Regions from separate parts of the Mus musculus genome. Here regions 1, 3, 4, 5, 6 and 7 are each linked to region 2. A link is a loop called in an ENCODE intact Hi-C map of the cell type or tissue named here. Cell type or tissue: heart. All regions are shown on one strand. Region 1 has its middle 75 kb from the start of Gm36442. Region 2 has its middle 5.8 kb from the start of Gm24150. Region 3 holds the start of Fnip2 (folliculin interacting protein 2). Region 4 overlaps Fnip2 (folliculin interacting protein 2). Region 5 has its middle 68 kb from the start of Gm36442. Region 6 overlaps Fnip2 (folliculin interacting protein 2). Region 7 overlaps Fnip2 (folliculin interacting protein 2).

What was found. Hi-C counts contacts between places; a loop is a spot of excess contacts. Peaks named below come from ENCODE experiments on the same cell type or tissue, not always from the same donor. Only the 100,000 strongest peaks of a DNase experiment are listed, where the experiment ranks them.
Region 1: it touches region 2 in a loop (3-fold over the local background); 14 of 42 quality-filtered maps call a loop at or near these places.
Region 3: it touches region 2 in a loop (3-fold over the local background); 3 of 42 quality-filtered maps call a loop at or near these places.
Region 4: a loop joins it to region 2, with 4 times the contacts of the local background. A loop is called at or near these places in 14 of 42 quality-filtered maps.
Region 5: a loop joins it to region 2, with 2.4 times the contacts of the local background. A loop is called at or near these places in 16 of 42 quality-filtered maps.
Region 6: it touches region 2 in a loop (11-fold over the local background); 8 of 42 quality-filtered maps call a loop at or near these places.
Region 7: it touches region 2 in a loop (4-fold over the local background); 14 of 42 quality-filtered maps call a loop at or near these places.

What each region holds. Positions count from the first base shown.
Region 1 is chr3:79,435,237-79,439,236 of GRCm38, reverse strand. It overlaps a transcript of Gm17359 not described here. Among named protein-coding and RNA genes, the nearest start is that of Gm36442, 75 kb to the left of the region's middle. In heart, no CTCF peak of the experiment used is centred here; no DNase peak of the experiment used is centred here.
Region 2 is chr3:79,200,199-79,204,198 of GRCm38, reverse strand. It overlaps a transcript of Rapgef2 not described here. Among named protein-coding and RNA genes, the nearest start is that of Gm24150, 5.8 kb to the right of the region's middle. In heart, a CTCF peak has its summit at 1,860 (motif pointing left); DNase peaks (open chromatin) are centred at 868, 1,278 and 1,688; H3K4me3 peaks cover 596 bases; H3K27ac peaks cover 721 bases.
Region 3 is chr3:79,565,982-79,569,981 of GRCm38, reverse strand. Fnip2 (folliculin interacting protein 2) reads left to right here and starts at 2,303. Exons shown (of 17, transcript NM_001162999.2): 1 at 2,303-2,473. The coding sequence starts at 2,379. It overlaps 4930589L23Rik (RIKEN cDNA 4930589L23 gene), which reads right to left and starts at 1,790. Exons shown (of 2, transcript NR_152118.1): 1 at 784-1,790. In heart, no CTCF peak of the experiment used is centred here; a DNase peak (open chromatin) is centred at 2,081; H3K4me3 peaks cover 2,179 bases; H3K27ac peaks cover 2,122 bases.
Region 4 is chr3:79,499,270-79,503,269 of GRCm38, reverse strand. It overlaps Fnip2 (folliculin interacting protein 2), which reads left to right. Exons shown (of 17, transcript NM_001162999.2): 8 at 2,803-2,932. Among named protein-coding and RNA genes, the nearest start is that of Gm36442, 11 kb to the left of the region's middle. In heart, a CTCF peak has its summit at 1,749 (motif pointing left); a DNase peak (open chromatin) is centred at 2,899.
Region 5 is chr3:79,441,757-79,445,756 of GRCm38, reverse strand. It overlaps a transcript of Gm17359 not described here. Among named protein-coding and RNA genes, the nearest start is that of Gm36442, 68 kb to the left of the region's middle. In heart, a CTCF peak has its summit at 1,750 (motif pointing right); no DNase peak of the experiment used is centred here.
Region 6 is chr3:79,467,121-79,471,120 of GRCm38, reverse strand. The region is part of intron 14 of Fnip2 (folliculin interacting protein 2); the gene reads left to right. Among named protein-coding and RNA genes, the nearest start is that of Gm36442, 43 kb to the left of the region's middle. In heart, a CTCF peak has its summit at 1,697 (motif pointing right); no DNase peak of the experiment used is centred here.
Region 7 is chr3:79,493,844-79,497,843 of GRCm38, reverse strand. All of the region lies in intron 8 of Fnip2 (folliculin interacting protein 2), which reads left to right. Among named protein-coding and RNA genes, the nearest start is that of Gm36442, 16 kb to the left of the region's middle. In heart, a CTCF peak has its summit at 2,470 (motif pointing right); no DNase peak of the experiment used is centred here.

The sequences.
Region 1 (4,000 bases), 240 kb before region 2:
TGGGTAAAATGCTTTCTTTCTGTGCAAGCATGAGGCCCAGAGTTCAGATGCTCAGAACACACATAAAAGCTGCACATGGTGGGATATGTCTGGAACCCCAATGCTAGGAGGGGAGGGTGGAGACACAGATTCCAACCAGAACACTTTAGGTTAAGGGGGAATAACTTTTTAAAATCCCAATATTGGGGTTGGAGAGTTGGCTCAGTGGTTTAGAGCACTGACTGCTCTGCTAGAGGTCCTGAGTTCAATTTCCAGCAACCACATAGTGGCTCACAACCATCTGTAATGGGATTTGATGCCCTCTTCTGGTGTGTGTCTGAAGATAGCTTGTGTACTCATATAAATCAATCAATCAATCAATCTTTAAGAAACTCCCAATATCAGTGGAGTTAGGATTCCTCGGTGACATCATTTGAATGTCTACCTCCAGAGGCAGTCACATGCTGAAGTCCATGCTAGGTCTTTACTGTGTAAGTCTGGAAAGGAGAATGGGAAGGCGTTCAATGATAGAGCCCGTGCTTAGCTTGCAGGAGAGTCTGGGTTCCATCCTCAGAACCATTTAATGATCTCTAGAAAGGGCCTAGCTTCTCCCATCACAAGGCACATAACCTAAGAGGCACATACGATCTACGCATTCTGCTTGCGATGCTCCTGGTGGCCTCTTAGCACCAGTGCATAGATGCAGTAACTGTTTAGGCCTCACATGGGGGTGGTGCCTCCATTTCTGTTACTCCTTTTGTATTCATAAGCTGGAGAACTTGGATTTCCTCTTTTAAAGTCACCTCACTTTCTGTGTGGTTATATGGTGGTGTGCTGTGTGTTGCAAAAGTGGAACTCACATGACTTTATTTCCTCCTATTTTCTGTTTTCAAAGTTAGTTCACTGGAATGCTCCAAAAAGGGCCTCTGTACTGATTTGTTTTGGTGTTGGGGATGGAACCCAAGGCCTCCTGGTTACTAAGCAAATGCTCTGTCTCTGGCCCACAAAATCTCTCTCTCTCTCTCTTTTTTAAAAAGAATTATTTATTTTCTGTCTATGAATACATTGTTGCTACCTTCAGACACACCAGAAGGGGGCATCAGATTCCATTACAGATGGTTGTGAGCCACCACTTGGTTGCTGGGAATTGAACTCAGAACCTCTGGAAGAGGTTAAGCCAGTGTTCTTAACCGCTGAGCCATCTCTCCAGCCCCAAAATCTCTTCAAGTCTGACTCCTCCAGTTCCTTTCGACTTGAGAGGGTGTTTTTTGTTTTGTTTTGCTTTGCTTTGCTTTGCTGTTATGGGGTGAGTGGATATAAAGATGTGAGTGCACATTTTCAGAGGTCAGGGGGCAGCTTTGTGAAATCTGGTCTCTCCTTCCATCTTTACATGAGTGTGTAGGTAAAACTTAGATAATCACATTTACTGTGCAATCACTTTTACCTGCTGAGCCATCTCTCCAGCCCTACAGTGAGTTTTGACAACTCTTTTGCTGTCTGGTCTTGCTGCATGGCCTGTTGAGATGCTTCAGGTTCATCTATTTCATCTCGTTCTCCAAAGCTATAGTTAGCCATTTCTCCAAGATGCCCTGATTGCTTTTGGTGTGAAGGTATTTGGAGAATCTGAACACTTAGCCCGGTGTAGGATGTATGCTTGTTTTCTTTTGGCACTCCGAAGACTGAGGCAAGACTGAGGCCAATTGGGGGGTTACGGAGTAAGTTTAAGAACAGCCCGAGCTACACAATGTGATCTAGTCCCTAAAACAAACTAAAAGAATCTAAGTACTAACGTGTGATGGTTTGTATATGTGTGGCCCAGGGATTGGCACTCTTAGAAGGTGTGGCCCAGTTTGAGTAGGTGTGTCACTGTGGGTGTGGCCTTTAAGACCCTCACCCTAGCTGCTTGGAGGTCAGTCTCCTCATAGCAGCCTTCAGATGAAGATATAGAACTCTCAGCTCCGCCTCCACCATGCCTGCCTGGATGCTGTCATGCTCTCACCTTGATGATAATGGACTGAATCTCTGAACCTGCAAGCCAGCCCCAACTAAATGTTTTATAAGAGTTGCCTTGGTCATGGTGTCTGTTTATAGTAGTAAAACCCTATCTAAAACATAAGGGAATTTTCAGCTACTGAATTGGCCCTTATGTTTAGGTCTTTGCAGTGAAGAGAATATGGGGGAAAATAAATATACAACTACAATCCATGTAGTAGTAATGGTGTGGGGGTGTGCACGTGTGCACGCGCGTGCACATGCACGCATGGGCGTGAACATGATGAGTGATATTGTAATAAACTTCAGAGACTTTCATCTCTTTTACATCTGTAATGCCCCCCCCACCTCCTCCAAGAATTTTCGTACTCATTCAAAGCAGGAATGATTGAATGAGAATCTCACTTTGTTTTTCATTTGCTCCAACCCATAATATATCAGATCCATAATACAGAATCAGAGTAAAAATATTAAAATACTTCCACCAAAATTTGTGCTGTTGTTTTTGGTCCAATAATATAATCCACTAGAGGTTATAAAAGCATCCATAAGTCCAGTCCATATGTCTGATGCCCCTGCGGTGCTTTGAATGCCTTACCTAGAGCACTTGAGGACTTGGGTTCATCCCCAGGGCTGTGGAATAATTCTTGCCTTTGGTTAAACCATAAACTGGAAACAGGCTCAGGTTTAAACAATTTTATATTTAAAATGACTTATTTTGGAATAAGGAATGGTATAACCATGGCCCCATGCCATGACGTCTTCCTGTTTTTGTTCTTGATGTTGTCATGACCATATGTGTCGAGGTGGATCTGAGGAGGAGGTACCGCCCCGGTGGTGTCTTACTGAACAGCTGCAAAGAGCAGCTTAGCTTCTGGGAGAAATGTCTTGAAGGCCTCAGCTCTGCTCCATGAAGAAGACATTTGTTCAGCCACCCACCATGCCATCCATCCTTGAATTTTAATGAGTTAGCCTTTAGGCTGCTAGACAGAAAACAAGCCAGCCGCTCTGCATCAACCCTGCCAGCTTCACACACTGCCTCCGAGACTAGAAATGAACTGTTTTTATTGTCGAATACATGATAATTGGGCTCAAAGAGGAATTTGTCTGAACATGCAAATTACATCTGTAAATAGCAACACTTTGGACTCGAAATCCAGCCACTCTCAAGGCTGATCCTACCTATCCTTCAGTTTGGGTAGCCTTCTCTAGATTCCTGCCCAGAGTTAAACTTTCAACTGTGGGCTTTGCTTCCACTAGGTCTTTCAGTCCTATTGTAACTGATACTGTTAGGTTTTTAGGTATCTGAACCAGCATCAAGTATAGTACCTGTCCCCAAACACTAATTGATTCAGTATTTCTATCATTGCATGCTATCTATCATCAACTATAGTGTCATTTCATCTGTGTCTGCTCCCCTACCCCTAACTAGTCCCCGGCAAGGTGATAAGTTCTTCGAAGGCAAAATTCATCTTATTCACTTGGAATTAAAAAAACCGGAAGTGATGTTGGACAAAATTGAATCTGGTTTATAATGGATGAGCACAAGATGCTGTTGAGGACCCTACATAGGCAAGAGCCGACATTTAAAGACAGGGTGGTTCATGCCATACAAACCCTTACGCTAATACTACAGTCAGCACTTGCATGTGTATTTTCATTCTCTCACTTTGAAAGCTCTTCACTGTTTAGGCCAGCTAGAGATTATCTGTTTTCTGTGAGCAGTAGCTGCGATATTATGTTGACTAATAGATTATACGTGGTAGCTTCCAGTTCAGTTTTTCTCAGATTCTCCGTCAAGACAGGCTATCTTTTCTTAGAACAAGTGGAAAAGCTTGTTCATGTAAACACAGGGTTTCCAGCCTTCAGCCTTGAGCGTCCAGGAGGTCTTTGGGAGAAGACAACAATGAGCCTCTGGCAGGTCACATTCTCTTTAGTAGCTACCTCAGATTTTCCGTGGATCCTCAAGCCCCCTTCTCTCCTCAGATTGTCCGTTCCCTCAGCCGTCCTTCATAGGACAGGACCTTGG
Region 2 (4,000 bases):
CCAGTCTTTTTAGTTCTTTCTGGTGTCGATTTCAAGCCTGTCATTTAGTACCTTTCATTGGAGAATCAGGATTTGGAGAAGAGTGAGCACTGCCGTGGTGGGTCTGTTCCTTTGGTTAGTTAGATCCACTCACTCACTCACTCACTCACTCACTCACTCACTCACTTTTGAGACATTCTGTAATCTGCACAGTTCTGGAACTCCAGGCTGACCTCAGACCTGCAGTGGTCCTCCTGCCTCTGCCTTCTGAATGCTGGAAACACGGGTGTGTCACTCCCCGCATTTGCTTCAGCTTTTAAAAGGTGAAGTAATTTCCATACAGTTTAGCACTTTGGGAAAACAGGAATTACCTTCTACCTTTTAAATGTTATTTTTATATCATGGGCATTAACATTTACATCTATTTTATTATATTGAACTATATTATTTTATAATAAAATACTGCAAACACTGCTCTTCTGCAGATGAAAAGTAAAAGTGCCAAAGGTTTTTTTTTTTTTAATTCCTAGTAGAGTTGTGTCTGATACATAAATAACTGTATGTAGTGAAATGATGTTTACAAGTGCTTTTTTTTTTTTTTTCACTTGATCAGTTACTTGGCTGTGTGGCAAAATTTTTATCTCTTGAACTTTAGCCTCTCTCATTAACGACACAAAAAGTAATTGATACAAATTTCATCTTTGAGTTTATAGCTTAAAATCTTAATCAAAGGAGCAAAAGAAACACAGCTATCAAACTTTGTAATAAACAGCAATCGGCCGCACTGTGGTGAAAAAGACTGAAATTACTGAGTATCTGGAGGACCATCTGCATGCTGGCAGACAGCCAGGGTTAGAACTTTCTAAAGCTTGGAACACTGTGTTCACAGGAAGCCCTGCCCAGCCCCACCAGTAGCAAGTGTGCTTGGAAGAGCCTCTAGGGTTCTTGGTCTTGAAAACCCTTTGACAGGAGGAGTCTCAGAATGATTTATCATAGATAGGTGAGGTATTTTTCACTGTCTTTTTCCCATCACATTCATGCATTTGAGAGCACAAGTCTAAGCTGGTCAGAAGACCAGAACCACAGGTGAGCAAATTGCAAACTTCTGGCTTTCTTTAGGGCTTCAATGAAGGGCGGAGCTAGCAGATAGTCAAGGTGCTCTTCCCGTTTTCTTGGTAGCTGTTGTCTCTACTTGCTGTGGGACCGATTAGATGGTTGTCTGCTTTTCCCTGGGTGCACGAAGCTTGTTACGGACTTACATTGAGGGCAGCACAGTGTGCTTGCTTTCTCATGTCACAGTTGTGCCACGTGATGGGGAACATGGTACATGTCCCTTCCTGCTCTGACTCCCAGATGTGGCACACTCCCTGGCTTCATTTTCTGCTGTCTCCTGGTCTGACTTCAGATGCCCACTGAAGTACAGAGAGATTTCTTGGATCCCTCTTGCTGGTGCCATGACAGTGTGACACTCTGGAGAGCTCTGGATTCTGTTTGGCCACCGTGACTCTAGCCTGTCTCTTCCTCTGGCTGGCAGTGTTGAGCTGAAGTGAAGGCTGTGTGAGCCAGCACCCCCCCACCCCCACCCCCGTCTGGTATTCTCACAGCCCTCCCCTGCCACTGACCCTCATCTCTCCCAGCCTGTGTGGCTGGTCATTAGAAAAACTTGCAGATCGGCCTCTCCTTACATTTCACATTGTATTAGCTGCTCAGGAGAGTTCTCAGAAGTTACTCTCTGGCCTGATAGTGATCGGTTTCCTGCTCCCAACCCCCCACTTGATCAGTTAAAAAAAATAGTGTTACTTTTTCACCATCCTCAGTGCCATTTACAGTAGCCTCCTGCTCTGGCCATGTGCAAGGCACACTCTCATGTAGAGACACTGCCACCATGTGGACCTGGAGGATATCGCAAAGAAATTCTTTGAGCTTAACTTGACTTGGATGAGGAATTGCTCCATATTGTTCTGTTCATTAAGAATATTCCTAAAGGGCCTGCAAAACAGTTTAGTTAGTAAAAGTGCTTGATGCCAAGGCTGATAAAACCTAAGTGATTCTCCCAGGACCCACATAGCAGGAGCAGAGAACCTGCTTCTATAAGTTGCCTTCCATTCTTGCACCATGGTGCCATCCCCTAATAAATAAATAAATGTATACAATTAAATACTTTAAGAATGAGGCCTGTTTTAAAAACAAGCAAGCAAGCATTCTAACTAGCTGCTGCAGGGATTTTGCAGACATGCTTGTGGTTAAATAAAACACAAGACTTCTGTATAGTTTAAAGCTGTTGTCCTTTTGCTGGGACAGTCTCTGAGCTAGCTTCTAATGTATGGTTCTGCCATCCCATCTCCCCGTGTGGCTCTCACTGCCTGCTTGAACCTCCAATTCTGTCTGTTGTGCTGTTTTTTTCTGCGTCTCCTTTGATTAACCCACCTCTGCTTACATCCCTCCTGTATCCATCCCTGCCTGCCTGGACATTTCCTTACTTCCTGTCCCAGCTATTAGCTGTCAGCTCTTTATTATAACCAGTCAGCAGTGAGACAACACCTGGTTCATCTCGGTGGTTGCCTGAGGTATTGAGGGCTGCCTGATCTTCATCTTTTAGGCAGGGATGGAAGGAAATTTACAGATAGAAAACCGAGTGATGGGCCATAGAAATGACAATACAAAATCCTGCCAGCACTAGGCTCTGTGCGGGCACAGTAATGGACAATTGAAAATACAGAGACACACCTTAACACAGTGCAAGGAAGGTCACCCCAATACCAGGTGTCATAGAGTGCAGTATCAACAGCACTAACGAGTTAGCGTTGTAAGGGGGAAAGCACTAAGTGATTACTTGCTACCTTGGTGACTGTGCCAGGTGAACTTGGGGAAGCTAGGAAGAAAGTGACTCACTCCACCAGAGAGGTGCTCAGCCTCAGAGGAACTTGAATGATAAAAACTTAGTTTATCATAGAAAAGGTACTGTCAAAAGCCGAAACATCAGGTTCCTTCAGAGACTCTGAGGAATAGGTAATAAAAACAAGTGTGGTGGGCTAAGTGAGTGTAAGCTGTCAGCTAGCTGGACAGAGGTAGTGGAAAGAATTAGGGTTTTTCTTGTCTTTTGTTCTTCACTCTCAGCTGGCAAAACTAAAGTGATTTAAACTGTTGTATTAAAATTGTCATAACTTTGTAAGGAAACTGGTGATGCCTGGTTTCAAGACTGAGGATCCAGAACTATAGAATTTAACTTCTTTAGGATCATGTAGTCACCAGGAGAGTAAGTACCAACAACCCGGAGCTTCCTGCCTAGTGCCATGTCTTCCTGCATGTGGTCTGCTCCGAGTATCAGATTCTGTTCCATCAAGAGCTGTGATTTTAACACAAGTGTGTCATGGTTTCAATTACCTGATCATTGCTACTGAATATTGCTGGGTAGGCACAGAGTTCTGATCAATGGGAGGGGCCATGTTTTAGTCAGGATTTCTATTGCTGTGATGAAACATCATGACTGAAAAGCAAGTTAGGAGGAAAGAGTTTATTTGGCTTACACTTCTGGATTCTAGTCCATCATTGGAAGAAGTCAGGACAGGAACTCAAGCAGGGCAGGAACTTGGAGGCAGGAGCTGATATAGAGGCCATGGAGGGGTGCTGCTTACTGGCTGGCTCCTCATGGCTAGTTCAGAATATAGGACCAGCAGCCCAGGGATGTCCCCACCCACAACAGGCTGGGTCCTCCATCGTTAATCACTAATTTAAAAAAAATGCCTTACAGCTGGAGCTTATGGAGACCTTTTCTCAGTTGAGGTTCCCTCCTTTCAGATAGCTGTAGCTTGGGTCGTGCTGACAGGAAGACTAACCAGCAGAGGCCATGTTGGTTGGTGACGTCGGAGGAAGAGGTAAAGCTTGGGATGAGACATCAGTAGAAGGCAGTGGGAGAGTATACCGTCCAGTGGGAGAGCTGCTTTGGTGTTCCCAGAGTCCCATCCATTCGACAGGGTACACAGAGGTACAGAGAAGTGTGCACACCTCTCGAGGGTGGCAC
Region 3 (4,000 bases), 370 kb before region 2:
TGTTGAGTATTTTCTCTGGCAGACTAGGAGTTGAAATACAAATTTCTTCATGATATGATAAGCAATAGAGAAAAATTTTTTAAAAATGAAATTCTCTTAAAGGCTCTGTCTTCACCATGTCTTGTCCTGGTTTCATCTTCAAGCTTCTATCAAGATAGTGGTAACATTATATCCAGATATTAAATATTAATAATTATATCTCAGTTAGGAGGGAAGAAACGACTCCTAACTGCTTTTCTTCTAGCTTCTTCAGGAAGGAGAACCAGGTTTCAGCAGGTCACAAGCAGTATTTATGATAATATAACAGAAATCAAACTAAAACAGACTACAGAGCATGCATATATGGAAACAAGTCACAGGAACTGATAGATCGGCTTGTGGAAGACAGCCCTCACAAGTCCCAGTTTTCATTTCATTTCATTGTTATCCTGTCATCTCTAAGCATTCACAATATCCCTGTTCCTCTTCACATACAGAGCCATGTGGCAGTGCTAGAGACCCGGACTAAGAAACCAGGAAGCAACCTCTGGATTGGGGGCCTTGAGCAGATTAGAGCTATGCCCCACCCCCTCTTTTGATTACTTATATTTGTGAAATATGTTTGCTTTTAAACGTCTAAATGTCCTCTTTTTTTGTTTGCTTGTTTTGCTTTTTAGCGCTCTCTCTCTCTCTCTGTGTGTGTGTGTGTGTGTGTGTGTGTGTGTGCATGCGCGCGCATTGTGTAACTTTGTGCCTCTGAGTGCAGTGCCCTTGGGCACCAAAAGGGGGAGGACGACTTCTGACCTGGAGTTGGACTTGGTTGTGAGCTTTCTGATCCACTTGCTGGGAAGAGATCTCCAGTCCCGTGCAAACGCAGCTTATGTTTGTAACTGCTGAGCCATGTTTCTCCATCCTTAACTTTCCTTTGATCAAGTCTAAGAAATCTTGGTGGGTCATTTGTTCACCGTCCTCAAATTTGCTGGAGTCAGAGTGGAACTCAAAAGTAACTAACTCTAGCTCTACTACCTACCATCTGAACCACGTTAGAGCTCTAGGCCGCAAAACAGATTAATAAACTGTTTTGAATGTGGTCAGACTCTTCATAACCGCAGGTTCTTTAACGTCTTGCACCACAGCACAATAAATTCTCAGGGGGTCTGAGGCGTGAAAGCACAGGCAAATGAGTCTAAGCACACACTCAGCTTCCCTAAATCAAAGAATCTATTGAGTTTTTTTTTTTTTTTTTTATGTGCCCAATGTGAACACGAACTAGGAAAGCAATCATTTGTGTGTATATGTGGGCTTAACGCACGCACATATGGGCTTAGTACATGCACAGCTTTTGTGTGACTTATGTACCAGTGGGAACCAACACACCAAAAAACCCAAAAAAACCCCAAAAAACAAAAAAAACCAAAACAAAACCCGGTGACCTGAATAAACTGTTTGTAAATTCAAAATTGAGCCTGCTGATTTACTCTGGTTCCGGCAGTTGCTTGCTGGGACCTCAAATGCAGCAGGGGCCAGAATCCCCAGCAGCAACGTCAGGCACTAAAGTTGCTTCTCCAGCTCAGGCCACGTTTTCTGCTAGGGAGTCCTGGACCCGATAAAATGAGGACCAAGTTCAAGGGCTTTTCTTTCCAAAGAACAAAAACCTCCATAGTTGTGCTCTGGAGCTCAGTAGGTCAAGTGTGTGAAGACTCGTGCACCCCGCCCAACTCTCTAGCCCCAGTAAGAGCCCGGCGAGTGATAACTCCGGGCGTACCCCTAGTGATGTCGGCGCAGGGCGGGTAAAGCTGGCCAATGGAGACGTTAGGCCTCTATGCTCCTCCCCCTCCCCCCACACGCCCCGCCCCACTCCTCCCTACGAGCCTCTCCCGGCTCCACTCTCCGCTTCCCTGGCGCTCCTCCTCCATCGCCCACTCCTCTCTCCCACTCCCTTGTATTCCTCCCAACACGTTCCACTCTTCATCGCCTGCGCTCCTCCCAGTCCCTCTTGCTCCTCCCAGTCCCTCGTGCTGCCTTCTGACGCTCCTCCTCCCTCCTCCCGGCGCTCCTCCCCCTCGCTCGTGCACCCCCCTCCCTGCCATCCTCGTGCTCCTCCCCTCCCTCATGCTCTCCCTCCTCTTCTTCCCGTGCTCCTCCCTCTCCCTCGTGCTGCCCTCTCCGCGCTCCTCCTCCCGCGGGAGCGAGCTGTCAGCCGGGCGGGCCGGCTCCGTCATATGACCGGCCGGCGGCCGCGGCGCCGCACCTTCCGTCCGCTGCAGCGGTCCCGCGCTCGCGCCCCTCCGGGCGGCCGCGCCCCCGTCGCCATGGCCCCGCCGCGGCCGCCGTGGGCTGCGCGCTGAGCCGTCGGGTCCCGGAGCGTGGCCGCCCGCCCGGGCCGCCGCGTGCACGCCATGGCCCCGACCCTGCTCCAGAAGCTCTTCAACAAAAGGGGCGGCGGCGCAGCGTCTGCCCAGGCCCGGCCGCCCAAGGAGGAGCCGGCCTTCAGGTGAGCGCGTGCGAGCGGGAGGGAGGCCTCAGGCGGGCTGCATGGAGACCGGACCCCCGCGCCACCCTGTCCCCTCCTCCTGGGCGGGACCCCGCGCCACCCTGTCCCTTCTTCCCAGATCCTCCTGGGAAAGACCCCAGTCTCTCACTCTCCTCTGTCCCGGTCCTCCCGGGTGGGACCCCACGCCTCTCTCGCCCCTCTTTCTGGGTGGGACCCAGCAGCATCCTCTTCCCTCCCTCGCCGGGTTCTCCCAGGTTGGGCTCCTCTTTCCACTTCTTTCAGGGTCTCAGAGCCGCGAACCGCCCTGTCCCTTTTCTACTGCTCCTTCTGGGTGGAACCTCAGCGCCGTCCTCCTTCCTTGCTCTCCAGGTCTCCCCAGGTGGGAGCCCTGCGCCATCCTCTGCCCTCTTTCCTCAGGTGCCCCACAAAATTTCTCCATATGCCCCCGTGTCTGAGCACGTCTGGGACCGGTGTGTACCTTCCAGGGTCTCTGGAGGGAGAGTCACCTGCGTCTCCCCTGCCCCAGAGCCTGTAAGCTGTCATTTTGCAGGCAGCTCCAACCCACTGAGTATGTGACAGTATTTTGAAGTTGGAAAGGGTGAAGCCACGAAAAAAGCAGCTTCTTTCTTGCAGTGTATGACAAGCTCGCCGGCGGATGAATAAAAGTGTGTAATTTCCTCATCAGTTAGAAGGCTGATGCCGCATGATGAGTGGAAAGGGAGGGAAATGCTTTTTATGAAACGTCTCGGGTTCTAATTTAACAAAGCAGAGGCAGATATTTAATAGTTCATCTTCGGAACACATACCTTTGGATTAGCATGTGTTAAGCTGGCTCAAGACCCACAGCTCTAAGTGGCGGCTGGTCTTGCATTTTGAGCTAAGCAATTGGCTCTCAGTAACATCCCTATACTATTCTGCTTTTGAGTGGTAAGTTTCCAAAGATGCTCTCCTGGGTCCTGTACTGTCTCTCAGCACTACTAGTTGAGAAAACATTTTATTTGCCATTTAAGTTTTCATCACTATAAAACAAAACAAAACAAAACAGAAAACTGAACACCTCACACCGATTCAGACCTTCTAGGGATACTTTATGTTCAGAATGTAAGACTTTGAATTTTTTTTAAAAACAAACAAACAAACAAACAAAGGTCTCATTAGTCCAGGCTGGCTTTAAACTCTTGACAATCTTCCTGCCTTAGCTTCTCAAGTTCTGGGAACACCAACATGAAGCATCGCATTTGAAATGAATTTTGATTAAATCTCATCTCCTTTATTGCATAAAAATTCATTCAAAACACATACAAACACATTCCTATAGTTATATAAGATTTTCTTTTATCTTGTATTTCCAGTTTTATGTAGCCCAGGCTAGCTTCGATCAATTGATGACCTGATCGTCCTGTTAGTGCTTCTCAAGTGTAAGATTACAGTAAGCACGTGCTGCCATCCCTGGCTCCAACTTGGAGAGAATGAGACATTAAACAGAATAGCAGCATTTGTGTGTGTGTGTGTGTGTGTGTGTGTGTG
Region 4 (4,000 bases), 300 kb before region 2:
AGGCTGGCCTCGAACTCAGAAATCCGCCTGCCTTTGCCTCCCGAGTGCCGGGATTAAAGGTGTGCATCACCATATCCAGTTTATAGGCTGGATTTGAGACCAGTCTTTCCAGGCCAGCTTAGTAGTAGGCGGTCTTCCCCTTCAACATGTTCGCATCTAGCAAGAAAGAGAACTTTACCATCCTCACTGTAACTACGTGTCCTGTGTCCTTATAGTGCCCAGTGTGAGGAAAACCATGAACACTTTGGAACATTCCTTTTTGAATGAATATATGCAAATGAACCTTCAGAGTAAGAACAGACATTATTGAAGAATTACAGATAATATACATTTTAGCTTTGCTGCAGAAACAGCAAAACTAGTTTCAGAGGTGCTGTGGTAGAGTAATAGTCTAATGAGGTAGGCAGGAGCCACCAGAGATACACAAGGAGGTTGGCACGTCATTTCACCATCAAGGAACTCTCCGGTGAGATTAGACAATTACAAGTCTATCTTTGGGAAGTGAGAAAGTCCCATAAGCAAATATAAATTGTGGGGTTTATTGTTCAGTTTTGGTGGTTTGATACAGGGTCTCTCTGCATAGCCCTGGCTGTCCGGGAATTCGCTCTGTAGACCAGGCTGGTCTCAAACTCACAGAGATCTGCTTCCTGAGTGTGGGGGATTCTCAATACTGAGCTGACAGGAAGCTCCTCTCCCTTTCTGTGCCCCAGTACATTTTCCTTTTTGTGTCAGGAGTGACCAGTGCAGCTGCCCTTATGTCCTGGCTAGCTCAGAAACTTTAGGGTATTTTGAAACATGGTATTTTTATTCAAGGGTCTTTTCTAGGAATGGTAAAACTTATATAGTGCTTTTGAAGACTTATTTTGTTTTACCAGTGATGCAGGCCTTGCCCATGCTTGGCAAGTTTTGTGCTGCTAAACTGTATCCCCAGCCTCCTTTGAGACAGGCAAACCTTGAACTCCTCTCTGTAGTCGTCCAGCCTCCTGAATAGCTGGTGGTACAGGCCCATGACATCAAGCACAGCTTAGGGGACCTTCTGAAACTTTAAAGTCATTTTGTAATCTTAAAATGTATTGCCTGTAATTAATTTTATTAATTATGTTTATTATTAATTTAATGTTTATTAATTTTCTGTATTTGAAGATGAGAGTCAGAGGCTGGGCATGGTAGCACATGTCTTTAATCCCAGAACCAGGGAGGCAGACACAGGTGGATCTCTGTGAGTTTGAGGCCATCCTGGTCTACATAGTGAGTTCCAGGAGAGCCACAGTCACATATACCTGGTCTCAGAAAACAAAATAAAAAAGAAGAAGAATGAATGAATAAATGAATGAGATCAGGAGAGGGGAAAATCTCACACTGATAAATTGGTTGCTTTGCCTAAGTTTTACCTCCAAGAAGAGAGTGAAGAAATAGGCCAAATATGATGTTGACTAAGTTATATATATGGGCAGATCTCTTTAGAGATCTGCATTGTATACTTATTTTCTATTTATAGTGTAAAGGCTGATCATGTCTGCAGAGTTGTAGATTAGGAATCCGTGTGACTGAGAACAGAAGGTGGCTAGTTGTGGCTAGGCTAGCATTCTTACTCCTTTAGAATGGGGGCATGCATCTGTAATCCCAGCACTGGGTCAAAAGAAAAGAAAAAGTCTGTGGTCCCCCCCCCTCCCCCCCACTTTTTATCTGCAGAAATTTTTGGAAGAGCAAAATTTTAGTCTCCCCCTGCTGGATATGATTGGCAAAAAATTTAGGGTATGTGTGTGTAATTGTACTTTAGGCTACTTTAGTACCAGCCTTTTCCTACCAGCCTTCTCCACCCTTTCAACCGAACCCTAGGTGGGGGAGAAAGAAAGTTAGAGGAGAAAGGAGGCATCTGTGTCATTAGACTACCACCTGCTGACTAATGGCACTGAGTTCCCTAGGGCAATGTTGATCTTTGTGGTCACGATATCCAATTTCTTTTTTCTCTTTGCCCACAGCCACTTCACAAAGCTGAGCAGCAAGGGAAGCCCCAGCCTCTTGGGACTCTGGCATTTTTATACCCTGTTAAGAGTCCCCAGAATTCCAAACAGTCTTCAGCTGGCAGAATCCCATCCCTGCCAGAGTCCACAACAAATCATAGACAGTTGGTAGCTGTGGATGATCTGAAGCAGCTGTGTATCCCACATCTGGAATTAAAATGAAAACATAGTCACATAACATTTCTGTGTTCTTAAAGAAATAAAGAGTCTCACTATGTGTGTGTGCTTATGATGTTGAAATACGCATTACATAAAATTTACCATTTTCCACTCTTACTGGGGGTTGTCTGTAGGGAGGCTATGTAGCTCAGGCTAGCCTGAGGTTCGACATTACATAGATACACTGGCCTAGAACTCAAGATCCTTCAGGTTCTGCATCTTCAGTGCTGTACTACCATCCCGGTATATATTTATTATTTATTTATTCATTCATTTGTGGGAGGTGTGAGTGAACATGTATGTGCAGATGTATCCTCATGTGCTGCATGAGTTTGTGTCACCTTACGTGTCATTTGCTTTCCGAGATAGAGTCTCTTCCTGGGACATGGACGTTTCTGATTTGGCTAGGAACCCCAGGGATTCTCCTGTCCCTTCCTCCCCAGTGCCAGAGTAACAAGTACATGCTAGCAAGCCTAGGTTTTCATGTGGGTTCTGAGTAGTGTCCCCAGACTGTGGAATCCATTGTAAATGTGCAGCTCAGCGGTCCTGTGCATCGGAGCGTACATGCATTGTAAGGACTTAAGCTGGACTTTCTCATTTGAAATGTACTGCCTTGCAGCTTCACTGAGCAGCCTTTTGATCACGCCCTTCCCGTCTCCAAGCTCTTCTACATCCTCTTCCAGCAGTTACCAGCGCCGCTGGCTCCGAAGTCAGACAACGAGTTTGGAAAATGGCATCTTTCCAAGGAGGTGAGTTACTTGTTTCCTCTGGCTAAGGAAAGTACTAGTATAAACTGCTTACGGAGCCTGGCAGGCTTATCCTTGCCTGTTGTCAGGGAAAGAAGACCTGAAACCTTGTGATTAGTTCCAGCTTAGTCTGAAGTTTACACATTAAATTGTTTAAGGAGATAGTAAATTAAAACTAGGTAAGTTGGCCTGGAATACAATATGTAGCCCAGTCGGGACTCACCATCTTTTGCTTCTACTTCCTAAGTACAGGATTGTGAGTATGTTGACACTGTACCCATCTGGAAACCCATCTTTTCATTTAGAAGATACTGGAAATGCCTGGTAGCCATACAGTGTCGCTGCTGAATTTGGTGATGATTAAAAGTGAATATGCTCTATTCACTATCTATCCCAGAAAAGCTGGGATGGGGCCAAAGTTCAAACAGGATCAGATAAACCACCTAAACAGTCCCATAGCCACTAAAGAAATAGCACAGTGGCTTATAGTCTCCCAACCAAAAAAAGCCCAGGACCAGAGGGGTTTAGTGGAGAACTCTGTCAGACCTCCAAAGAAGGCCTAGTACCAGTGTTCCTCAAACTATTCCACAAACTAGAACCAGAAGGCACACTACCCAATTCATCCTAGGAAGCCACAGTTACACTGCGTATTCTCCCCGGAGATGGAACGGTTTCTGCCTATCAGGAACCTGTCACAATTTTCTTTCATAGAGGACTTCATAAGAGAATTTTTCTTTTTTTTTAAAAGAATTATTTTATGTATGTGAGTACACTGTAGCTGTACAGATGGTTGTGAGCCTTCATGTGGTTGTTGGGAATTGAATTTTAGGACCTCTGCTTGCTCTGTTCAACCCCACTCACTCCGGTTGGCTCCTCTCACTCAGTCCCTGCTCACTCTGACCCAAAGATATATTTATTATTAATAATAAATGTTGTTGCTGTCTTCAGACACACCAGAAGAGGGTATCATATCTCATTATGGGTGGTTGTGAGCCACCATGTGGTTGCTGGGATTTGTACTTAGGACCTTTGGAAGAGCAATCAGTGCTCTTACCCGCTGAGCCATCTCGC
Region 5 (4,000 bases), 240 kb before region 2:
AGCCTGAACATCAAGAAATGGGCTGAGGAGAGAAAATAGGTTTTAGCACTCAGGAAAAACTGGCTGGCCTTTTCTTACGTAAGTGTCTAAAACTGACAGGGCAAGCTTGGCTTTCCTGTGGATGCTTGTGACAGAGAAAACACTCCAGGTGCTGAGGAGGGGCCGTGAAGACGGGCTGCCCTGGTTCCAGGTGTCTTGCCTTTTGTGTGGAGCTGGGACCTCGTGGACTCCGTGGCTGCTTTGGTTCATGACCAAACAATTCAGTGGCCTCTTGGTCACTGGCTTGAATGTTGTCATAAGCTGATTAAAATAGCTATTTATTCTGGAGCACCAAAGCGGCCAGCACCCACGGTGCCTGAAGCCACCCTTTCTCTTCTGTCTGCTGCCCTGACCCACATCTTGTGAGCTCTGTCTGGGGAACTAAAAATACTTCCATATAAGTGGTTAAGCGGCTGTCTCTTGGATTCTGAGGTTAACTTTTCAAAGTGACTGTGCTGAGTTCCAGTGAGTCAGCCTCCCACCTAATCTATATAGCACAGTGAGTTACTCACTTGAGTTTCACAGAGACAAGCTTCCTTTGGGGCTTTGCGTTTTCCGTACCCACCATGAAGTGATGTCATTGTGTATCCGTGTATTTCTGGCTTTCGCGGAGGACCCTAATGACCTGCTCTCTCTTAAGTTCTTCCCTAAGGATATGGCTCTCTCATTGGCTGCTTCCTCAAGGCACCATCAATATTTGCTCTTTCTAATTCTGGAAGTGAAAAAAGTCCCATTGGCAAAGGGGAAGTTTTGAGCTACACATACAGAAGCACTTGTCAGGTCCTTTGTTGTCTAAGGGACAAGTCCTTCCCTCTCTTCTCTCCTTGGGACACTCCCGGGAGACCTTTATTTACATGGATCTTTTTACATCTTCAGTGCAGCCCACACCTACCATCAGATCGCTCAAGAGAGAGCTTTAAGATGAATTTCTTCATATTTCCCGTTTTCAAGCTAGCCTTCTGCATAGGCTCATGGGGCAGGGGGTTGCTGATGATGAACAGCAACAGATGGGGGAATATTTCAGAGATGCTGGCTACTTGAAAAGACCATCCCTACCCTTACTGTGGGTGCTCTCCATCCCACCTCCAGAGGCCAGCCTGGCCTTGACTGCAGCCAGGCATCACCACTCAGCCCTTCATGAGGGCAGAGGTTTTGGAAGGTGGGACAGCGTGTCATGATGCTCCAGACTGGTGCCACACATATTCTAAGTGAGTTAAGTACAGCTTTGTTTCCTTTGATTGGCTCTCCATCTTGACACACCACCCTAGAATTATTTATGATTATGCTGTACATACACTACTCTCTAAACATTTCATCTTTCCCCCTGGAATAGTGCTTATTTGACCCTGGATCAACAGCCTATATCATAGACACTACTAAAAAACAAAAGTTGGGTTGGTTTTTTTTATTGTTGTTGTTAAACCAGACAGATCAAAAGAACATACATATTAGGCAGCTATTGATAGAAAAACGTTTAAAAGCAAAGGATAACTATTGCCCAATGGAAAGAACAGGGCTTATAAGAAGCTATCCTCTCTTTTTAAGGAAATTTTTTCTTTCTATTTAGGTGTCTGTCTATCTGTGTCTCTTTCCCTGTATAATATATATATATATAAAACGTGTATGTGTGTGTGTTTGCAATGTTGCCTTTGGAAGCCAGAAGAGGGCGCTGGAACTAGAGGTACAGGCAGTTGTGGCTTCCTCACATGGTCCTCTCCAAGAACAGTGAGTGAGCTATCTCTCCAGCCCCAAGGAATTTTTTAAAAAACTGTACACGTTTTGCTTAAATGCATGTGTATGTACCACATGCATGCCATTTACCCAAGAAGCCAGAAGAGGGTGTCAGATGCCCTGGAACTGGAGTTATTGATCATTGTGAGAGACTCCACATGGGTGCTGGGAATTGGACCCAGGTCCCCATGGGTATAGCAAATGCTCAACTGCTGAGCCATATTCCTAGCTCTGCCCATTCCATAGGCCAAGATGCTGTGCTTCTTAGGTACAGTGCCTCATAGAATTCTCCAGAAGGCACATGCCTACCATACTTGCTTGATGTTTGGACTTCAGGATACTGGCAAAACCAAGGGTCTATCTTTGATTTTAACAACCTACTTAAAATAAAGTCAAAAGGTAATATTGAACCCCAAATTATGGCCAAATAAGACAACTGATGACCCCAAAGACCCAGAAGCTATTCTGTTGTACAGTTGTAACTTGTGTAAAGGGTGGCATGCATCTACACTGTGACCCTTGGGTGATGAATTGCTTTTTCAGCGAGCTGTTCTCTCAGGTTTTGGTTTGGTTTGTTCTTGTTTTTCTTACAGTGTCAGCGATGTTTTGTTGTTCCTGTCTTTAAATAATAGATGCCTTAGCCAGATTTTACAGTATAAGCATACATCCAGTGTATGTTCAGGGACTTTCCAGATGTCCACGTCATGTAGCAAAGACATACACGGGGACATGAATAAGCATTTTTTTAAACTGCTGTGCCTAGAAACAAGCGAAATGGACACTAAGGAATTATGTGAATGCTAAACTTTCAAGGATAATCAGTCATGATGAAGCATGGCCAATCTGTGTTTGTGTTATATGCATGTCCATGCTAGTCTGTGTGCATGTGTGCATGTGGTGTGCAGAGGGAGACCAGAGATCAGCTTGAAGCATTTTCCTCAGTTGCTCTCTACCTTACTTTTTTTTTTTTGTAATCAACACCACAATTTATTTGTAAGCATGTTATTTGTGTCAATAATCAAATTGACAACACTTTATACAATTTCCTTGGATAATATTATCATCATAACAGAACACAATCTACAGTAATCCTTTACAAATACAAAGTGTATTTGAAACACAACATAAAAAAATGAGAATGTCAGAGACAACAAATGACCAAGAAAGGGAAATATCATCCCTCACACAAACACAAAAGCATCTGGTTGCATATGTTAAACAAGAAAGGCTCTAAGGCTTCTAAGTGCTTCTCAGCCTTCCTAATGCTGTGACCCTTCGATACAGTTCCTCATGTTGTAGTAGATCCCAACCACAAAATTATACTTTTACTACTTTGTAACTGTTATTTTGCTGTTATGAATCATAACAAATATCTGATATGCAGGATATCTGATATATGACCCCGCGAAAGGATAATTTGAGCCCCCAAAGGGGTTGCAACTCACGGGTTGAGAATGGCTACTGTAAGGAATCGGATGAGCCTAACTTCTTAAGTGCTATAAAGTTGCATTTCTTTAGATACATTTGTGAGGCGAAACTAGACCTTTACTAAACTGTACGCCCTTTTTGATATTTAGTAACTCTTTTTTTTTTTCCTTGGTTTCTAAATGTCTGTTGTGGTTCAAGCTAGTAAGTGAGAGATCCACCTTATTTTTTAAAACAGGGTCTCTGACCGAACTTGGAGACTAGCTGGCTAGCGAGCCGGGGCATCCTCCCACGTCTGGCCCCCCTATTCTGACTACCTCTACCCACTTCCCTCCCCTGTGCTATGGTTAAAGATGTGCCCTGCCACACCCAGTTCATGTGGGAATGCTGGGGAATCTGCACTCAGCTCAGCCCTGGTATTTGCTCAGCAAGCATAGTTACGGAGCCACCTTCTCAGCCTGGAAGATAACTTCTAACACCTGCTTGAATCTAATCTCTTGTTCTTACTTAGTAGTTTCTCCATCCCACATAAAGAAAATGTCTACGGTTTTCATACCATTAATTGTTCAAAAAAACAAATTTATGAAATGGCTCATATATGACAGAAATTATATTGGAAGGGTAGGTAAGGTAGAGACTATTTAAATGTAAACAGTGTGACTTCATATAGCATAAAATCTATCCAGCTGAAATGATAAAAATCAAACTGTTTCCCCAAGGAAGGTGTTTGAGAAAGTAGGAGAGGTCCCTGGATCTCCAGTCCAACTATGGCAGACAGAATAACATTGCAAATGCTACTTTTAAG
Region 6 (4,000 bases), 270 kb before region 2:
TTCTTGTTTTCCAGCAAATAAGCAGGTCCTAGGTGACACTCTGAGGTGGATGTGCGTGGCTAACTCTTCAGGAGCACTCAGGGACTGAGCGTGAAGGATTTAGTCTGAGAATATATAACTCTTGTAGTGTTTCCAAGGCCCTCAGTGCTCAACACCCTTCTCTTGCTGGAGTCTGTACATATCAGGAAACCCATGCTGTAAGGCAGAGCAGGATGCCAGGGCTCCATCCTTTGTCTGTGCAGAGCCTGTTATAATTCAGGAGGTAGCGTTTCCCATGTTCCTGCCCCTGTGCTAGGGAGGGGCTTGAGGAAACTGCTGACCCACAGGCCCCGTGTCTCTGCCTGTGTTCTTTCTCCTTGCTCCTGTGCTCCCGTGACCTAAAGGAGGCTCAGCGTACTTTCCATGAGTGATCTTCCTCGTACATTTCTTTTTCTTAGTGAGTTACTGCTTTAACTTTATATACCAAGCCCTCTGCCCTTCTTGACCATATATGTTGCTACAAGCCTCTGCTATAGTTCACACATAGAGAATGTTCTTTCTTCTTCAGTGCTTAAAGAGACTCTTCCCATTGGTGGCGGGCGGTACCACACAGACTGTTGGGAGATTGGATTGGCACATGTACCTTCCCTCCTTTTTTCTGCTGCAGGGAGAACATATAGGAAGTTAGGGTCAGTTGGAAGCTAGGACCCAAATCACCCTCAGATCAGTGTTTTAAAGGCTAGATTTTGAAGCAGAGCTTGGTGACAGATGCCTCTAATGTCACCATTCAGGAGTCTGAGGCAACAGGATCACTGTTGAGTTGAGTGTGGGGCCAGCCGGAGATGCATGCAGTTAGTAGTCCATCTCACAGAGCATAATGTAAGCAGAAGACTCTATTGGAAGGCTATGAGGAACACATAGAGTTGGGAGAGCAGCAGAGCGATCAGGGTTTGTACTACCTGCTGTCGGGGAGAGAAGAGACAGCGCTGCCCAGTGCTGCCCAGTGCTGCTGCCACCCGACCTCCTTCTGCATCTCAAGAAAGGAGCATTGGCTTACTATGGCCTGGGCACCTCGATAGAGGGGAGACAGCAGCTTACAGACCCACCAGGCCTTATCCAGAAGGAAGTTAGGAAGTTCAGATAAGCAGCTCAAAGCAACAAATGGTCAGCACAGGGTGCTGGATGGTACTAAATAAAAACAGAAGGCAGCCTCTTTAGGAATGAGTTAGGAAAGTGCTCACAAGCATTGGCCGTGCTGTCTGCTGCACTGGGGCAAGGAGCAGAGCATGGGGCTATGATCGCTGTGCTATTGCGCGGCCCCCTCCCTCATGTGCATGGAGGACACAGTGAGGTCTGTCAGAAGGCGCAGCTGGTGAAGCAGTCATTTTTTGATCAGTTTTGTTATCTATTAGAAAAAATGCAAATTAAAATGACTACGCACTCTGTGTGATGGCTACAATTGAAAAGTACAGTCTGAGACCAGGATTGATACAAAGTAACAGAAGCTGGAATATATAGCAGATGGCAGTGGAGCCACTTTGCAGAGTTAAGCCTGCACTTACCACATGACCAGCATTTCCACTCAGGATTTATTCAGAGAAGTAAAACAGTGTTCGCACCAAGATTTGTAAATATGAATGCTCATGGCTGTTTTGTTCTTTCTCTTTTTTAAGATTTACTTATTTATTATGTCTACAGTGGTCTGCATCATCCATGTATTCCTACAGACCAGAAGAGGGCACTAGATCTCATTATGAGATTATAAGCCACCATGGGGGGCGGGCTATGTGTGTGCTGGGGATTGAACTCAGGACCTCTGGAAGAGCAGCCAGTACTCTTAACTGCTGAGCCACCTCTCTAGCTCTGCTGTTTTGTTCTTGTTGGCCACATTTGAAACAATCTCTCTCTCTCTCTCTCTCTCTCTCTCTCTCTCTCTCTCTCTCTCTCTCTTTCTCCCCTCCCCCTCCCCGTCTCCTCTCCTCTTTTCTCCTCTCTCTTTGTCTCTCCGTTTATCTTTTATTTGATATGTATGAGTGTTTGTCTGCATAGAAGCACATGCACCATATGCATGGCTGCTCTTTGCAGAGATGGCAGGTTCTCTAGAACTAGAGTCAGAGACAATTGTGAACTGCCACGTAGGTTCTGGGAACTGAACCCAGGACTTCCACAAGAGCAATATGGCTATGCCATCTCCAGAAAAACAAATTACAAGAGGATACTCAAAAATAAGGCACTAAAATGCAATGATTACAGCTATATCTTAAAAGTACTATTTTTAAAGAAGCCAGACATGAAATTCTACAAAAGTTCGAGCAATAGTTCTATGTAGGCTTAGATTTTTCAAAACCTCTATTTTATTTAGGGTTCTTAAACACTTCAACCTCCCTTCTAACCCACTGACCAGAGGTAGAGGAAAAGGAAGCTTAATAAGGAAAGGGTGTGGTGGATCTGTTTAGAAGTAGTTTCTTGGAACGATTCCACTCCTCATTGTCAGGATACCAGCAGTCCAGTTCAACAGCAAACACCAAACATGAATCAGTAGCAGTGGCTTGATCCAGCAGAAACAGCAAGGCTCCACCAAATGAGCACAAGCAGTGGAAGTTGCCAGAAGCAGCCGGAATACCACGAGACGTTCTTTAGCACATTTCTATGAAGTGAAGACCAGCAAAGGTCACGTTGCATGACTTAGCAATTCACAAGCTCCCCACTGCAACCCCCTGTCTGTGAGGCTTCAGTTATATTCTTTCTAAACATCACTCACCCTCTCAAGTGTCTGTTTTCAGCAAAACATCACATGCTTTCTGACAAGACAGCCTCCAGGAAAACATCACATGACACAACTGAGTTAAAGAAACCAGAAATTTCCACTTCAGTTCTAGAAGGCATATTAGTTGTTGCTGAGATAACTAGCTATAGAGGACTGACTACAAAGGAACTTGGACTTCTGTGGGTCCAGCAAAATTCTAATGCATGGTTTATGACAGTGGGTACACAAGTATATACATTTGTTAAAGCTCATCCAATTTACGTATATAATTAGTGAATTGTAATGTGTAAATTACGTCAGTAAACAAGACAAAAAGAAGCCCAAAAGAGTCTAAAAGACAAACTTCCAACTAGCACACCAATACCCTTCTAACATAAAATGATGGACACATGTCAGTCACATGAACCATGGGACACTTGCATAAAGCTGGGAAGACTTCTAACAGTATGACTAATATTTGTAAGAAACAATTTCATGGTAAAATCGATCATTAATTTGATAAAATTAAATGTAATCATTCTATTATAAAACATCACACCTACATATTATTTATGTCTGTACTGTAAAATTTTGAGATGTTTTAAAAGTCAGGCATTAAATTAATCAGAAAAACAGCCTTTCTGAAGATGTAAGAAAAGAATATTTACAATATCAAAATTATCCCCCATAAACTAGGAGAAATAACTCCAGATGAAAAAAACCAAGTAGCTGACTGGTAAACCTATAGCATGTGGGTGCACACAGGATGCCGGGACTCGGTGGGCTCCTGTAAAATGCTGCTTTTACCAACTCCTAGAGCACATGCAAGCCTTGAGGCTTTGGGCTTGAGGCTTGGGTAAAGACCATCCCTGGGGACCTCTTACCATTTACCATCAGCTCCTGCTACTAACTTACCACATATATGAATCACTAGCTCAGCTATTTAACACCTACAGAACTACAAAGTTTCCATCCTGGATAGCTACAGGAAGGCAATGAATTCAGAGCAACTACAGGCAGAGCAAAAGCCTAGTTTGAGAGATGAGATATTTATGAGGTGAGGCCATTTTTTCTGATGTTTCGAGGTTGTCTTAGTCTTTTTCTGTTACGGTAATAAAATACCCTGACAAGACTTGCTTAGAACAGAAAGGTTCATTTTGGCTCACTGTTTGAGATTATCGTCTGTCACTGCAGCAGTCACAACAGCAGGAGCTTCAGTACAGCTGATCACATTGCATCTGTGGAGAAGCAGCAGAAAATAATGAATGCTTGTGC
Region 7 (4,000 bases), 290 kb before region 2:
AGAGATCCACCTGCCTCTGCCTCTCAGGTGCCCAGAATTTTTTTTTTAAACTGCAGATAAAACATTGGCCAATGGGGCAAACTTATCAGTGTTTCTGCTCTCATTGGTATCAGTCTGGCATGTGTCAGGTTCATGCCATTTCCATCCCCACTACCTTTCTGCAGCCTCTGCAGTGGGAAGAGATGGATGCAGAGAACCGTCACAGGACTGCTCTCCAGTGCAAATGCCTTTCCATCCCTTCAGATTTATATCTGAAGCTGTCGGTAGCATTTTCAAGCCTATGCCTCTAAAATATAAAAAACCAAACTGAGTGGAGACCTGGCACTGGGAACTGTGACTTGTTGCTGAGCCTCCACCTAACTAAGAATCTGACCTTCAGAAAGCCTGGGCACGTAGTGGGTCTAGCTACATAATTTATGGGACTAGTGCAATGTGAAAATGCCAGGCCCCTACTCATAAGGCAAGAAGAATGCTAGTACAGGTGCTAAAATGTAAAGCTCATGTTTAAAAAATCTTACTTAAAATATAGTAGTGTTATATGAAGAACAACATAAAATTATAAATTCTAAAAATAACATTTTTGTGTTATAATTTAATATGGTACAAAACAGTATCATGATTCTCTCTAAATCTTATTTTTTTCTAAGTATTGATGTCCCACTCTGCTATTGTAACTAACACAGAAGAGGAAACACAGTGATCAGTGTATTGTGGGTCCCAGCCTGTCCTGTAGGAACGTGCAGTTGAGAGGTCCAGGAGCCTCCCTCTGCTGCTGACTACTCCCTGTAGGAAGTATGTGGCCTGGAAACTCAGTTTCCTCCCTTCTGTCCATTCCCATCCTCTGTTCTGGGGCTGACACTGATCTAGAGCATGGAGTGCAGGCACACTCTGCCTCTCACGGCTGAGTACAGGCACACACTCTGCCTCTCATGGCTGAGTACAGGCACACACACTGCCTCTCACGGCTGAGTGCTGGAGTGCACACACACTGCCTCTCACGGCTGAGTACAGGCACACACACTGCCTCTCACGGCTGAGTGCTGGTGTGCACACACACTGCCTCTCACGGCTGAGTGCTAGAGTGCACGTACACATTACCACTGGAACAGAGCCTGGCATCAAAAGCTTCTGGCTTTGAAAGGAAGTCCACAGTAATTAAAAACACCCTTCCTATCCTATATGGTGGTATACACCTTCAACTCTTAACACTCAGGGAGCAGAGACAGATGTATTTGAGGACAGCCTGGTATATGTAGCAAGTTTCAAGCAGCCAGGGCTATGGGATGAGACCGTATCTGAAAAAAGAAAGCTAATTTTAATATAAATAAGTAGAATATTCTTCTTAAAGAGAGTTAGTAGTTAAGGATGATGTAAATCTAAAGGCTGGCTCCTTTCTGACTTCATCGTGCTAGGTGGCAAGCTTGGGTTATTTGGACACCTGTTTGTATCCTGCAGCTAGCAATAGCTCTGATACCTGTGGGGGCTGAGGAGCCTCGGGCATTTCATCCCTTAGGGAGAAACACCCGAATCCCAAAGGAGCCAGACATGGAGACATGCCCCTTGCAAGCCTTCTAGTTATTAAATTGAACAAAGTTGCCAGTGGGACATTCTTAGGCTCATCATACTATCTGTTTCATAGGTTCAGTGTAAGTTCAAATCTGACCTCAACAGTAATTGTGCTTGGCAGCTCTGATATATCGATTATAGTTTATTCATATGTGCTAAAATGATGATAGTTATAAATTTGAGTGATTATGATTTTGAGGTACTTACATATAAGAGTATATTCTTAAGTGTAACAAAACACAGCTTCATTTACTTATTTCTTTGTTGACATAGGGTCTAACTCTGTACTCCACACTCTCATGTGATAGAGTATGGAATTCCATGCCTCCTCTGTGTGATGGGAAAGGCTTAAGTGAGTAGCCATGGTGTGAGTGTGTGTGTGTGTGTGTGTGCACGCGCGCACGCATGCATGTGCGCTCATGTTTTAAAACCCACTAACTGGTCTGAGTGCTTCCGGATCTTCCCTGTAGTGCATCGCAGAGCATCCAGTAGCATGAGCTGGAGCTGATGGGTCAGTCAGGATGAGCATCTGGTCACTGTTGATTTCCAAGAGCCTGCATCCTGGGTTATAACTCTACAATCGTTGCCAGAGAGCTTTCTGTCCCCAAGCAAGCGCTGTTTCAGTTTGTGTACTCCAAAACAGCTTGTGCAGCACACATGGACCTGGAGAGAGGATGAAAAAGTATCTGGCTATACAGTTGGTTCTCTGAAACATTCCCAAGCATTCTCTGTTGTGGAATAATACTTAAAAGATAATCAGGACACTGGTTTGTTTCACTGTGGAGAGCTGATCCAGGACTACACACTAAAGTCCAGTGGCTTTAGATGCTCGAAGAGATGTGTGATGGAGACAGTGAGATGTGGCCTCGGTTCAGCCAGGGAAGCTTTACAGCATTCAGCAGGTGGCACTCTCTGCCGTGCTAAAGCTCATAGCTGTGGTGACGTAGTTTAGAGGGAGAGAAGGAGGTGAATGACAGCCCAGCGATGGCCACAGTTTGCGCATGAAAGTCCAAGTGGCTTGAGGAGGATGCGAGTGCTTTGCTTTTGAGAAAGGTGAGAAATAGAACATTCAGCAAAGAGGCAAGTTTTACATGATCACACTGTTAAGCTGTCCTTGGACTTGAGTTCAAACCTATATCCTCAGCCTGTCTGCCTCAGCCTCTTGAGTTGGTGGGATTGCAGATGTGCACCACCACACTTGGCTAGAATCTCTATTTGTGTAACAGAAATAAACTGGTGCATAGGAACAAGCTTTTAATACAGGGACTTTATAACAAGAGTAGGAGCCTTTTCAAATAGCAGGTCACTTTCTGTGTGAAAATCTGTGACAGTCTGCATGATTCTCCAAGCTTTTTCTGTCACTAGGATGGGCAGATCTCTCAGAGAAAAGAGTTGGTGGTTTATTAGGATATTTGGTGTGTTTCCACACCTGCAGATCAGGAGTGACCTTATGGCCTACACCCTCATCCCAGATCTTGAGGGATGATAGAGAGAGCAGAAACAGACACCTCAGAGCCTTCTTTTTAACATTGCTTTCCTAACCGTGCAGCTTTGGCCGTATGTTAGTAAATGTTAGTGCGTGTGTTAGTAAAATCCCATATAGTTCAAAACTTACAAGAGACTGCAGACTGTGAATAGAGCCCTAAAAATGGTATAGTTGGTGACAAAGAAAATGTGCCACGTGCTGCTGTGTGACAGGCTAGTTATACTAATTTGCAGTATACTCTGGCCTTTACTTTGGTGTAGAACAAAACAATTTTTTTTTTCTTATTTTCCCTCTTGCTGTTAGTAGATATTGTGGTAGCTCTCGTGACTCTTCATAGCATTTAAATAAGAGTCATGGTTAAAGCGTAATTGTATTATTCCTAAGACGGGTATTAAGAAGCTATTGGCTCTGTAATTCTTTTATTACAGAAGCAGAGCCTTTTGACCATATTAGAAGAGAGTTGAGCCTTTCTGCTTAGCGGATTTTCCAGAGTGCTCAGTCAGTTAATCACATGGCCTCTTTGGAGCATTTAGAGGAGTTACTTCATCTATTGGTATTAATAGCCTTGGGGATGGTGCCAGTGAGTGTCGAAGCATGAATATTCCACAGGACCCGTCTTCTGAGTCTCTCATCTGTTCTTACCTATCATTAAAAAACAAGGACCCGAGTTTCCGTGGTTCGTTTGTTTTATATTCTAGGGCACACATGTGCCAGAGAGCACCGTGAGCATGAGAGGACAACTTTCAGGAGTCAGTTCTTGCCTTCTGTCTTGTTGAGGCAAGGTTTCTCTTGTTTCTCCTGTGTCGTATTCTAGGCTAGCAGGCCTGCGAGTGTCCCACCACCAATTCTTCTGTCCCTGCCTGTCACTCGCAGTGGGGATGCTTCGATCATGGCTCTGTGCTGCCACATGAGCCTTTTCAGTGGATCTCAGAGATGGAGCTCAGGTGA